Linked DNA regions of Homo sapiens: region 2 is linked to region 1. A link is a contact called in ENCODE Hi-C data. All regions are on one chromosome and are shown on one strand. Each heading gives the region's core, a stretch centred on a gene start or an enhancer-like site at or near the end of the contact. The rest is flanking DNA. Distances are from core to core; before and after follow the strand shown.

What was found. A loop is a pair of places that touch in the nucleus more often than their neighbours do. Pooled maps may share reads with other maps.
Region 2: a pooled map shows a loop between it and region 1 (10-fold over the local background). The contact joins the promoter of GMFB here to the promoter of PELI2 in region 1. A Hi-C loop is called at or near these places in 7 of 50 pooled maps.

Annotation. Positions count from the first base shown.
Region 1 is chr14:56,115,390-56,121,191 of GRCh38, reverse strand. PELI2 (pellino E3 ubiquitin protein ligase family member 2) reads right to left here and starts at 2,781. Exons shown (of 6, transcript NM_021255.3): 1 at 2,455-2,781. The coding sequence starts at 2,531. RefSeq lists silencers at 2,304-2,373, 2,664-2,923, 2,964-3,023 and an enhancer at 3,154-3,393.
Region 2 is chr14:54,485,247-54,491,515 of GRCh38, reverse strand. GMFB (glia maturation factor beta) reads left to right here and starts at 2,536. Exons shown (of 7, transcript NM_004124.3): 1 at 2,536-2,591. The coding sequence starts at 2,589. RefSeq lists a silencer at 2,454-2,853.

The DNA of each region.
Region 1 (5,802 bases), core at 1,532-4,031:
ATTTTTAGATCTCAGGAATCATCTCATTATTCAGAAAATCTACTTGAAATTTTCTGTTTTCCAATATTTATACCCCAGAGGACATAAAGATAATATCATAAAGATGATATTAATTCTATGTGAATGTTATTGTTGTTTTAAGATGAAGTACACTGTCTCAAATCCTAAGGGTGGAATATGAATAAGGTTCTCTCTAAAAATCTTCCTACCTAGTCACTCTTTCACCTGCACTCTTCAATGTGTTCAACATTGGTAAACAGTCAGAAACCTACCCTCGAAAAAAGAAAAATACCACAATTCAAGTATTCAAAAACCAGACTAGCATCCTCTACTCACATTTCACCTCCTCAGAGAGAACTTCCCTCACCTTCCAGCCGAAGAAACCAATACCCACCTAAGCAGTCACTCTCCAAGTTTATCAACTCCTCTTCAGAACTTGGCTGCACCTGAAATTGTCACTTATTACTCCTCTATTTGCATGTTTCTTTCTGTTTATGCCTGTCACTCCACTCTAAAAGGAAAGTTCCCTGTTCTCACTGCATCAGCAATGCCTAAACAGCACAGGCACAGAGTAGGTACACAAACGACGGTTGAGTGTCTCGCCCCCTAAGTGCCAACTATGTCATACTTTGGTCTCCTGGAAAAGCATTAGCAAAGGGCAGACCATATGCAACTGCAACGTTATATCCCGGGCTCCTGTGGAGTGAGACTATGATACTAGGACAATCCAGGGTTTCAATCCTTTCCGTGGCTTCGGAATGCCCTGCACTTCCAGCTATGAACACAAAACCTCTCCAGGCCCACTCGCTGCTTTTCTGAAACATCTCAACAATGATTTCCTCAAAAGGAAATAATGAAATAAAGTTCTGGCATACGTTAATCTTCCGCGTCAAGTTCACAGTGTTAAACACACTGAAGCCAGCCACACAAACAAAACCAAACTCCACAAGATTAGGTTGGGCTGAAGTTACATAAGACAGACTAAACTGCGGCTTTTCTCCTGTCATTCCTCCCGCCTTCCTGTGAACCCTGATATTTGTCTTTGAAGTGCAATTAAGATGTAGGTGAGAAAAACACTTATCTGCAAACAGCTTCAAAATAGGTAATGAGATTTCCAATACCACCCCCACTTAATGCACTAGCAACAAAGTCAGGAAGACTGGGAAGCTTTGAGTTGTGCGGTGTCTGGAAGCTTCCCTCAAAAACTCCTCTCTTTAAATTATTTTTAAGTCAGCACTTACTTCAAGGCACTCACTTATCAAAACACGTTTTGCAAAGTTCCCTGAGTCTTCCCACAGCCATGACTCCTCATATGTGTGCTAAGCCTACCTATCAGCGCCGAGGATGTTCTGAATACAGGTCTTTCAACGCAGAAGGACAAAAGCGCGGGTTCCCAGAGCGACACATCCAAAGGAAAAAATAATCCTTTCTTCAACACTAAACCCAAGTTGTTCCTTCCCCCCAGTTTCCTGCACTTCCCCCTTCCCCCTCCCCTTTCACTGCCCACTATATCCAGTTTTAAGCCCGCAAAGCCTCTCTCCTGGCTTATTAAGGGTAAACAATAGAAATGTCACAAGGAAACTCAGGAAGTAGATGAAGTCTCTAATTGCTGCCGTTTAACGATTGTACATAATTACTATCTTCAAGATGCGGCTTTCACCAGCAGAGAGGGAGCCGAGGCGGGCGAGGCTGGCGAGCTCCCCGCAGCCGGGAGGGCATCAGCGAGGCCGGGACCGGGGGGATACGGCCCGCGCCCCGGTGCCAGGCCCCGAGCAGCCGCATCCTGTCCCTCCCCTCCAGAGCACTCCAAGCGGGGAGAAGCGGAGGGCCGGCCGGCCCGGGTCACACACAGTTCACTGCTCTCGGGCTGCGGCGGCCCGCGGCGGTCATCGGAACAATTTGCAAAGCGCAGCCGGGGATCCCACAGCCCGCGGCGGCCCAAGCTCACGGCGCCGCGCTCGGAGTTCGGGGGCGCGGGTACCACGGTCCGCGAGGGAGGTGGGAAGACGGGGCTCCGCGCCGGCCGGCCTCTCAGCTTCGGGAAGCGACCCCGCGAAGCGCCCGCGACCGCGGCGCCTCACATGGAGTCCCTGCCCGCCCTCCCCGGCCCGGACGCGGCGCGCGGGAAGTGGAGCCCCTGCCCCCGCCCCCACGATACGGCCGCGGACCCGGTGCCCGGCGCTGCCCCCGCTGGGTCGCCCGAGTTCTGGCCACTTCCTCCGCCGCGTCCTCCGCGCGGACAGCGCAGCCCGGCGTCCGCCGCAGCACCCCGAGCGCGCGCCGATGGGGCGCATCCCGCCCCCGCGCCGCCGTCCGGGCCCTGAGAGCCTCTCCTGCCGCCCCGAGCGCCCCGGCGGTCCCCAAAGAGCACCGAGCCACCCCGCCAGCCCCGCTCCAGGATGCGGGCGCTCCCCGCCCGCGCCGCTGCCCGGGACCAGGGACCCCAGGACTCACCCGAGCACCACCAGCTCCCCGTATTTCACTGGCTCCTTATTGGGGGCGCAGTGTTCCTCCTGGCCAGGGGAAAACATGGAGCCCCGCTCGGCCGCCGACGCCGCCGCCGACGCCGCCGCCTCCGCCGCGATCCCCGCCGAGTCCGCGCCGCCGCTACAATCCCATCCCGAGAACGGGGTGAGCGCGCCGGGGAAGGGCACGGCGGCGAAGGGGGCGCGGGGCGGCCAGTCCCGCTGCTGCTCCGTCGTGGCTGCGCGGCTGCTCCGCCTGACTCCCCGGAGCTCCGCGCGCCGCGGCCGCCCCGAGTCAGAGCCGGCAACAAATGGGACCCGGCAGCAGGGGGACCTGCCTGCGCTGAGCGCCGCCGCCGAAGCCCCGCGGGAGGGAGGGAAGGAGGAGGGAGCGGGCGCACGAGAGGCTGGGGCCGCGCGGGGGAGGCGGGGGCCAGCGCGCGGGCAGGTGGGAGCCGCCCCGCCCCACGCAGAGCCAGGCGCCCGCCCCCGGCCCGCGGGGCGCCCCCTCCCCCGGCGCGTGGGGCCGTCCGCGCCCACTCCCCGCCCCCCTCGGCCCGGCGGAGGCTCGGCCCCTGTGTTATGTAAACATAGAGTAAAAGGGAAAGGAAGTTCTTAAAGGAGCAGCTCTGTTTTTTTTCCTCACTTCCTTCCCCAAACTTAGAGCGCGGGGTCCTCAGCCCTCGCCGCCTGGTTCTTCAGCCGCGAAGGCCCGCGGGAGATCCTGGAAACGAGCGGCCGCGGTTCCCAAGCCCACGTTTTCCTGGCTGGAGTTCGATGGGATTAACTTCCTCTCCGAGTAGAATAGCGCTCTCTCGACGTCACTGTGTCCCGGCTTACAACTAGAGGTGTCGCACACACCCACTTGGGTGCCTCCCCTTCCAAAACCAAGCAGAAAGGCGTCTAGAAAATTAGAAGGTTTTGCCAGTTGGTGCTGGCGTAGAGGACGTTTCGAAGGCGCTTGGAGCACCCCACCGTTGCACTGGATGTAGCTACCCCGGCTTGTGGTCAATAGAGCTCCACCTGGCTTTTGGGGGGTGGCGGGGGGATGGGGGAAGAGTTGTTTTTTAATCCATACTTTATCCACTTTTCCTGTGCCTTCTTTCCATCCCCTAATACATACAAGGGGAAATTACCTGGGTGGACTTTTTAGTGAACGTAAATGTTCCTTTATGACCGTGATTTAATCAATGCACTGTTTGCTTTCTATTCTTTTTAAACTAGTTATTGCTATGGCTTTAAAATATCGTAGACTGTATAGTTTTACTGACTGCTGTTTTTCATCATACAGGATTTTATTGTTCTAACATTTATTAAGCACTCATAATGTGCTAGAAACTCTACATATTATTGCGAGTCATTGCCTCTCAACACTGTTAAATATTTAAAGAAATAAATACTGCAGAAGCTACCCTGTGTATAGTGACTGGTTGGCTATGACCCGAAGCAAAGGGCTAGAAAAAATAATAATTGCATCTGTAACCTTCCATTCCGCTGTGCTGCACCCCTTGTGTAACATTCTCTGACAGGTTATTACGGTAGTGACATGATGTTTCTGATAATTTTACTTCAGTTAGGAACTGATTTTTTTAATTGAGGTTTTAGAAATAAATTATTCCAAAGTAACTAAAGCCACACCACTGGTAAGCCAAAAATAAACTTTATTAAACAGTTAACTTATTTCAGCTAACTATAGAAATTCTGTATTTCAAATGAATATTAGTTATTCTGCATATATTACGTATTCTCTATATTTTTTATATGTAATAAAAAATCTGTTACAGTTTTAACCAGCACTCCTTCACTAAAGGGATAAATCATGTCTCCTCCCCAGTGTTGATGTAAATTTCTTTCAAATTTCTGCTGGATTAATGTTGTCTTCATGTACTCTGTGCATCTACTTACCACATAGATTGTATGACTATCAAAGATCTGTCAGAATCATTCTGCAGTTGCGCCGTCACGATTACGATGATGCCTGCCTCTGTCACCCTAGCTTCTCTAGGCCTCCTCTGTTGCTGCTTCTGCTCTCTAGGCTACCATTACCTCCTTCCTTCTCTCTTGGCCTGCTGTGCCTGTGTGCGTTGCATTGCATTATACTGTTCTGGCTGCATTTCCTCCTTGCTGTGCTTCGCATCTGCTCTTAGGAAGATAGAAAGAAATATGTATTAACCTCCTACTAAGTTCCCAGCACTAGGCTGAGAGTTTCCCATAGGATATCCCAATCTTCCAAGGCCCCCCCGTCTAGCTATCTGCCTGTGGCACCCCTGACTTCCAGAGGGACATGTCTCTCTACTCTCCCAACATGTCTTTGAGAATGTTTATAGTACTTAATCAGGTCTGTCTTTATCAGACTGACTTACAGGAAGTGTTGTTGTGAATGAGTTTTTGTGTCAATGGAGGCTTTTTATCCTAGGCAGCTCAAGGCTAGATCAGCTCTGTGAATCACTCTGAGCCCTGAAAGCTTCTGACTGGTAAGAGCAATTCTATTGATCACAGTCAAGAATACATACAGGGACCAGGCATGGAAATCCAAATGAGCAAATGGGCTGAGTGAGGACTGTGGCACATTGGTAGGGTCTGTGCCGTCTACAGGGCTTATCTGTCACTCATCTCTAGCTGATTGTTGCCATGTGACAATGACAGTTCACTCTTGCTAGATGTAATTTTTCTAAAAGCCTCAAATCCTGATTACACCAAACCTCTCAATTTTTAACTGTTGGCAACTCATTCACACTTTCAATTTTCTTGAAACACAGCATGAGCCCATCAAAACTATGTCTGTTTTTCTAGACTCTATGTACCCAAGGTCCCCACAGTTGCTTTCTCTGATTTCAAGGAAACAGACATGAGTAAAGGTAAAAACACTTCTCAAATGGTATCAAATGGTAGGGCTGGGGGGATGGCAGAGTGGTGAGGGGTGTTAACTTGATTTTCTCAGAGCGTTGATGGCTTGTGTTCCTAAAGAAGCCAGCGTGTGACTTTCTCTGTGCATCTCTTATCAGAGTTATTTGCTCACAACTTAAACCAATTAGGACATGACCCCATCATCCCCAGTTAATATTAAGAATCTGATTGTAGCATGGATTTATCCTCTCTTGAATGTAATTGTTTTAGTGAGTTGCTCCAGGCTGGTGGGACAATCTGGCTGTGCCATCTGCCAACCCACTAAGAGCCAGGGTGGGCTTGGCTGACTTGATTGCCAGGGCAGACCCTTCCCTGCTCTCTCTGCTTGCCATTCCATTTATGTCCCTCACCCCAGACCACTCTCTTGAAGAGGATGACCCGCCCACATCATCCCAGAGGGAGTCTGTGCTATTTCTTGGGCTACCAGAGG
Region 2 (6,269 bases), core at 1,287-3,786, 1.6 Mb after region 1:
GGTGGCTCATGCGTCTAATCCCAGCACTTTGGGAGGCTGAGGTGGGCAGATCACTAAGGTCAGGAGTTCAAGATCAACCTGGCCAACATGGTGAAACCCCTTCTCTACTAAAAATACAAAAAAAATTAGACAGGTATGGTGGCATACACCTGTAGTCCCAGCTACTTGGGAGGCTGAGGCATGAGAGTCGCTTGAACATGGGAAGTGGAGGCTGCAGTGAACTGAGATCAAGCCACTGCACTCCAGTCTGGGCGACAGAGTGAGACTCTGTCTCAAAAAATAAATAAAAATAAAATATTATTTTCTACAATTTGGATTTGATCTTAAAACCTTTCTGGGCTACAAGTCTCCAAAATAATGTTTTCAAATTTTTCTCCCATTTTTCTGACTTATACTCAATAGAATTCCTACTACCTTTTTTTCTGAGGCCCTGCAAGCTGAAGCTTATTTCTTGTGATACAAGCAAGAAGAACATGTCACATTGCCACTGCCTTCCTCCTCTGTAACTAAAGATGCTTTGAGTCTAACATCTGGATAGATTATACCAACCATTAACGTTTGTTTTTCTTCTGTTTCCATAGAAATGCCTCTTATTAAAAGTCTGTTGCCTTATATTTCAGACAACAGGAGACTATTCACTTAGATTCCAAATGGCATCTAATCTCTTCCTACAATCATTATTAAACTGAGCTTAAGCATTTTATTAGTTATCACTGGGTGCTATTTGGCTTTTAAAATAATTATTTGTTATATTCAATAGGGGTACAGTTGTTAAAGTTTATGTCTTCCAGGCTTCAACTATTCCAAGTCCCTTCAAGTCTGTAGAACAGTCGGTGAGAGATTTCCATGCCCCCCGGGGTTAAGCAGGGATGACAACCCTGTTCAGCAGGAAGTAGCTTTAGAAGATAAGATCTTTGGCCCTTTCTCCTTAAGAATAAGGAAGGTAAAATCTTATAAGGGGAAATGAAAAACAGTAGAAATGGGGCTTGGCTTCAGCTCACCCACACTAGAGCATTTTTTTCATGCATTTCCACTCATGACAAACCCACACCACTACCTTACTGCTAATAGTCCTTTTATTTAAAGAATTCCAATGACTGGCCTTAGGAGATAACCAAGGTTGAGAGTGTCCCACCTTGGAGAGGAATGTTGAACAATTGATTCACAGCCTTGTTGCCGCAAACCAGACCATTGGGTGGCCCATTACTCAAGACAACCCTGGCAAACAGATAATGCTGACCTGCATAAACTACCCCTAATTTGTTGTGCTCTTTTAGGAGAGTCAGTCAGGGAATTCTCTCATTCTCTTATGCTGCCTCCCTTATGCTCCGGCATAAGCTCCAATGAAGCCTTGCCTGGAGAAACTCTTTTGGCCTCAGGTCAATTTGCATTGAGAGACCAAGAACCCATGGTCATAACAAAATGAGGTACTGCCCCAGGCAGTTTGTTTTATTGAAGGTACCTGTTGAATCCTAGAGCCTAAACTTTACTTCTCCCAAACCACTTTCTTCATGCATTCAAAACTGGACTTGTTCCACTAAGTCTGCATCTGGTACAGAGACTTCTTGATGTTTACTTAGGCAGTGGCCCATAAGAGTGCTCATTGAAACACCAATCATCATTCATTCATACTTCAATAAATAACTTGTATGGAGAAAAGAGGCTGGGCATGGTGGCTGACGCCTGTGATCCCAGCGCTTTGGGAGGCACACAGGAAGACTGTTTGTGGCCAGGAGTTCAAGACCAGCTTGGGCAATATAGGGAGACTCTATCTCTACAAAAAAATTTAAAAATTAGCCGGGTGTGTGGTGGCACACGGCTGTAGTCCCAGCTACTGGGGAGGCTGAGGTAGGAGGATTGCTTGAACCCAGGAGTTTGAGGCTGCTGTGAGCTATAATCGTGCTACTGCATTCCAGCCTGGGCAACAGAGCGAGACGAGAGAGAGAGAGAAGAAATGTGTGTGTGTGAGAGAAGAGAGAAGAAATGTGTGTGTGTGTGAGAGAGAAGAAATGTGTGTAAGAGAGAGAGGGAAAGGGGGAGGGAGAGAGAGAGAAAGAGAGAGAGAGAGAGAGAGAGATTGATTAACCAAGTCCTGGAAGGCAGCCGTGGTCAGAAGTGGGGTTCTGGAGAGGGTGGGAGGAAAGGAGGTGTGCCTAGATTTGAGGGAGATCAAATTTGGAAGGTAGGCTGCGGTCAGTACACACATTTACCATTGAAAACATTGATGTCACCATTAACATGCTCTCAGAGCTTGAAGACTGCGAAAAAGGTCCGGAGAACTGGCATGACTTTTAAGTATGCACCTTGGGTTTGTTTCTCACTTGCAGCCAGGCAGAGCGTCCTCCTCTAGAGGGAGCAGGGAAAAGAAAAAAAAAAAAAAAAAAAAAAAAAAAAAAATCAGGCGATCGCATTCTGTCTAATTTTGAGCCGCGCCTTTTGCCGTCCGCCATCACGTGCCGGCCCGCTGAGGCCGCGTTGATAGGTGGGGGCGACTGGGCCAGGCGCCGGGGCAGGAAGGGAGGCGGCCGCCGTGCCATTCTTAAAGGCGCCCGAGTGTAGGCGACAGGCCGCTGACGGCCGGAAGGAAAATGGTGAGTTGCCGCTGGGAGGGCGGGGGCCGGAGGGCTGGGCGAGCCGGCCAGCCGGGTTTTCCCGGTTTCCGGAGCCGGCGGCGGCGGGCAGCGCCCAGGAGGGCTCGGCGGCCGCTTCCGCTCCCAGCAGCTGGCCAGTGCCCATAGCTAGAGTACTTGGCCTCTGCCGCCGCCACCACGCCTCAGGGCAGCATCTTCCAGCTGGGCCCGGGGTGGACCCGCCCAGCGGGCCATGGGACTAGGGTGCGGCCACGAGCAGGGGGGTTGGGGAGGCCCCACGCCAGGTCCTTCTGGTTGGAGGGCTTCAGCTTCTGAGCTGTAGGTTGGAGGGAAAGGGGTCTGCCCCATCGGAGGGCTCCCTCAATTCCTGCTTTCCCTGCCAGGGCCGTGGCCAGGTTCCAGGGGTTGGTGGGCCCCGAGCATCTTCCACCTGGCGGCGTTTTGGGGGAGGACTCGAATTCCGATTGAATTCTCTCGGCCTCACCTTAGCTTCTTTCTCTCTGCTCCTTTCCCTAGCTTCCTACAGAGGATTTCTCCTTATCTTTGCTTTCCTATGGCAGTTGGAAACCTTTCGACCCAAAGCTTTGGCACTGGGCCTTAAAGTAATTGTCAATAACTTTAGTTTTGTTGGTTCTGGGGGCTGTGGCTTCTGTTCTTACATGGGATGGACCCCAAGCATAAAAATAAAGTGGAAAATTAAATAAATCGCCATCAAGGATCTTTTGGATCCATCCCATTAGGTTTTAAAATATGGGTAAATTTCATTAGAAACAACAAAACACTGCTCTCTGTGACCATCCACTCAATTCTCAGCCCACTTTCATCGAATAGATCTTGTCATGGTCACTGAATCGAATGGATTCTTTTCAGTTTTCGTCTTCTCTGACCTTTTAGCTGCATTCCAGAGTGTTATACTCTCTTGTTTTTGAAGCATTCTCTTCCTTCATTCTTCCCCTTTGGCTTCTGGGATACAGAGCTCCTCCTACTTCTCCTATTGGTCCATCTGTTTCCCTTTCAGACTATTCTCCTTTCCCTGGACAATGCTCGAAGGAGTCCCAGGTTTCATCCTAATCCTTCATTTTCCATTCTGTATTCTTCATCCTAAACTATGGCTTCAGTTACCATCTATATTCAGATGACTTGTGAATTTACAGCTCAGAAGACCTTGCTTCTGAGATCCAATCCAGATCTGTATGTACTTTTTTTTCTTTGAGTCGGAGTTTCACTCTTGTGGCCCAGGCTGGAGTGCAATGGCGGGATCTCGGCCCATTGCAACCTCCGCCTCCCAGGTTCAAGCAGTTCTCCTGCCTCAGCCTCCCAAGTAGCTGGGATTACAGGCATGTGCCACCACGCCCGGCTAATTTTGTTTTTTTGTTTGTTTGTTTTGAGATGGAGTCTCGCTCTGTCGCGTTGGTTGGAGTGCAGTGGCGCGATCTCCGCTCACTGCAAGCTCCGCCTCCCTGGTTCACGCCGTTCGTTCTCCCGCCTCAGCCTCCCGAGTAGCTGGGACTACAGGCTCCCGCCACCACACCCGGCTAATTTTGTTTTTGTATTTTTAGTACAGACGGGGTTTCACCGTGTTAGCCAGGATGGTCTCGATCTCCTGACCTCGTGATCCACCTGCCTCGGCCTCCCAAAGTGCTGGGATTACAGGCGTGAGCCACCGCGCCCGGCCCTAATTTTGTATTTTTAGTAGAGACGGGGTTTCACCATGTTAGCCAGGATGGTCTCGATCTCCTGACCTCAAGTGATCCACCTGCCCCGGCCTCCCAAAGTGTTGAGATTACAGACGTGAGCTACCGCGCCTGACCCCAGATCTATATATTAATATTTCAATATTTAGTTACCATTCCCCTGGGAAGCTTTTCCTCCACTTGGTCTCCTCAAAGCCACCTCAGTTTGTCCAAAGTAGAACTCATGCCCTTTCTCCTCAAACCTAGTCTTCTGTCTGTTATACAAGACAATCTGTTATACCAGCCAGAAGCCTAGTATATCTGGTAACCCTTTTTTTTGCTTACTCACACCCCACCCCCACCCCCAATATCCAATCTGTCACCACCTCCTTTGTAGTGGTTAAGAGAGTGAGTTAAGATAGGCTGCCTGGGTTGAATCCTGGCTCCACTAGCTATGTAATTGGGGAAAGATACTTAACCTCTCTAAACCTTAGTTTCTTGCAAAATGGGAGTAATAATAGTATCTGTTTCGTGAGATTGTTTTGAACATAAAAGGAAATCTATGTAAAGGATATAACAGTGTTTCTCTCATAGGGTCTGATACATGTTAACTATTATTAGGACTAAATGGGAATTTTTTGCTATTGAGTTGTTTGAGATCCTTGTATATTCTGATTATTAATCCTTTGTTGAGTGGAGAATTTGCAGATATTTTCTCCCATTCTGTAGGTTGTCTCTTCACTCGTTGTTTTCTTTCCTCTCAGAAGCTTTTTAGCTTGATATGATCTCATTTGTCTATTTTGCTTTAGTTGTCTGTGCTTTTGAGGTCTTACTCAAAAAAATCTTTGCCCAGACCAATGTCCTGAAGCAATTGCCCAGTGTTTTCTTCTAGTGGTTGTATAGTTTCAGATCTTACATTTAAGTCTTTAATCCATTTTGATTTGATTTTTGTATATGCTGAGAGTTGGGGTCTGTTTGTTTTTGTTTTTTTGTTTTTGTTTTTGAGATGGAGTCTCGCTCTGTCGCCAGGCTAGAGTGCAGTGGTGCAATCTCGGCTCACTGCAACCTCAGCCTCCCGGGTTCAAGCGATTCTCCTGCCTCAGCCTCCCGAGTAGCTGGGATTACAGACGCTTGCCACCACGCCCAGCTAATTTTTGTATTTTTAGTAGAGACGGGGTTTCACCATGTTAGCCAGGCTGGTCTCGAACTCCTGACCTCATGATCCGCCCGCCTCGGCCTCCCAAAGTGCTGGGATTACAGGCGTGAGCCACTGTGCCCGGCCCGGGGTCTGGTTTTATTCTGCATATAGCTATCTGGTTTTCCCAGCACCATTTATTGGAGAGAGTGTCCTTTCCCCAGTGTATGTTTTTGGCATCATTGTCCAAAATGAGTTGGCTATAAATGTGTAGATTTACTTCTGGGTTCTCTATTCTGTTTCATTGGCCTGTGTGTGTGGTTTTATGCCAGGATCATGCTGTTTTGGTAACTATTGTTTTGTAGTATATTTTGAAGTACTGCTTTGTTCTTTTTGCTGAGGGTTGCTTTGGCTATTCACAGTCTTTTGTGGCTCCTTACAAATTTTAGGATCTTTTCTCTCTTGCTTTTAAGAATGTCATTGGTATTTTGATGGGGATTGCATTGAATCTGTAGATCACTTTGGGTTAGTATGGACATTTTAACAATATTATGTCTTGTAATCCATGAGCTTGGAATCTTTCCATTTTTGTATGTTCTCTTCAATTTCTTTCATCTGTGTTTTATAATTTTCATTGTAGAGATCTGTCACTTCTTTGGTTAAATTTATTCCTAAATTTTTTATAGCTATTGTAAGTGAGATTGCTTTCTTGATTTCTTTTTCAGATTGTTTCCTGTTGTTGTATATAAATGCTACTGATTTTTGTATGTTGATTTTGTATCCTAAACTTTACTGAAATCATTTATCAGTTCTAATAGTTTTTTTTTTAATGGAGTCTTTAGCTTTTTCTAAATATAAGATCATGTTGTC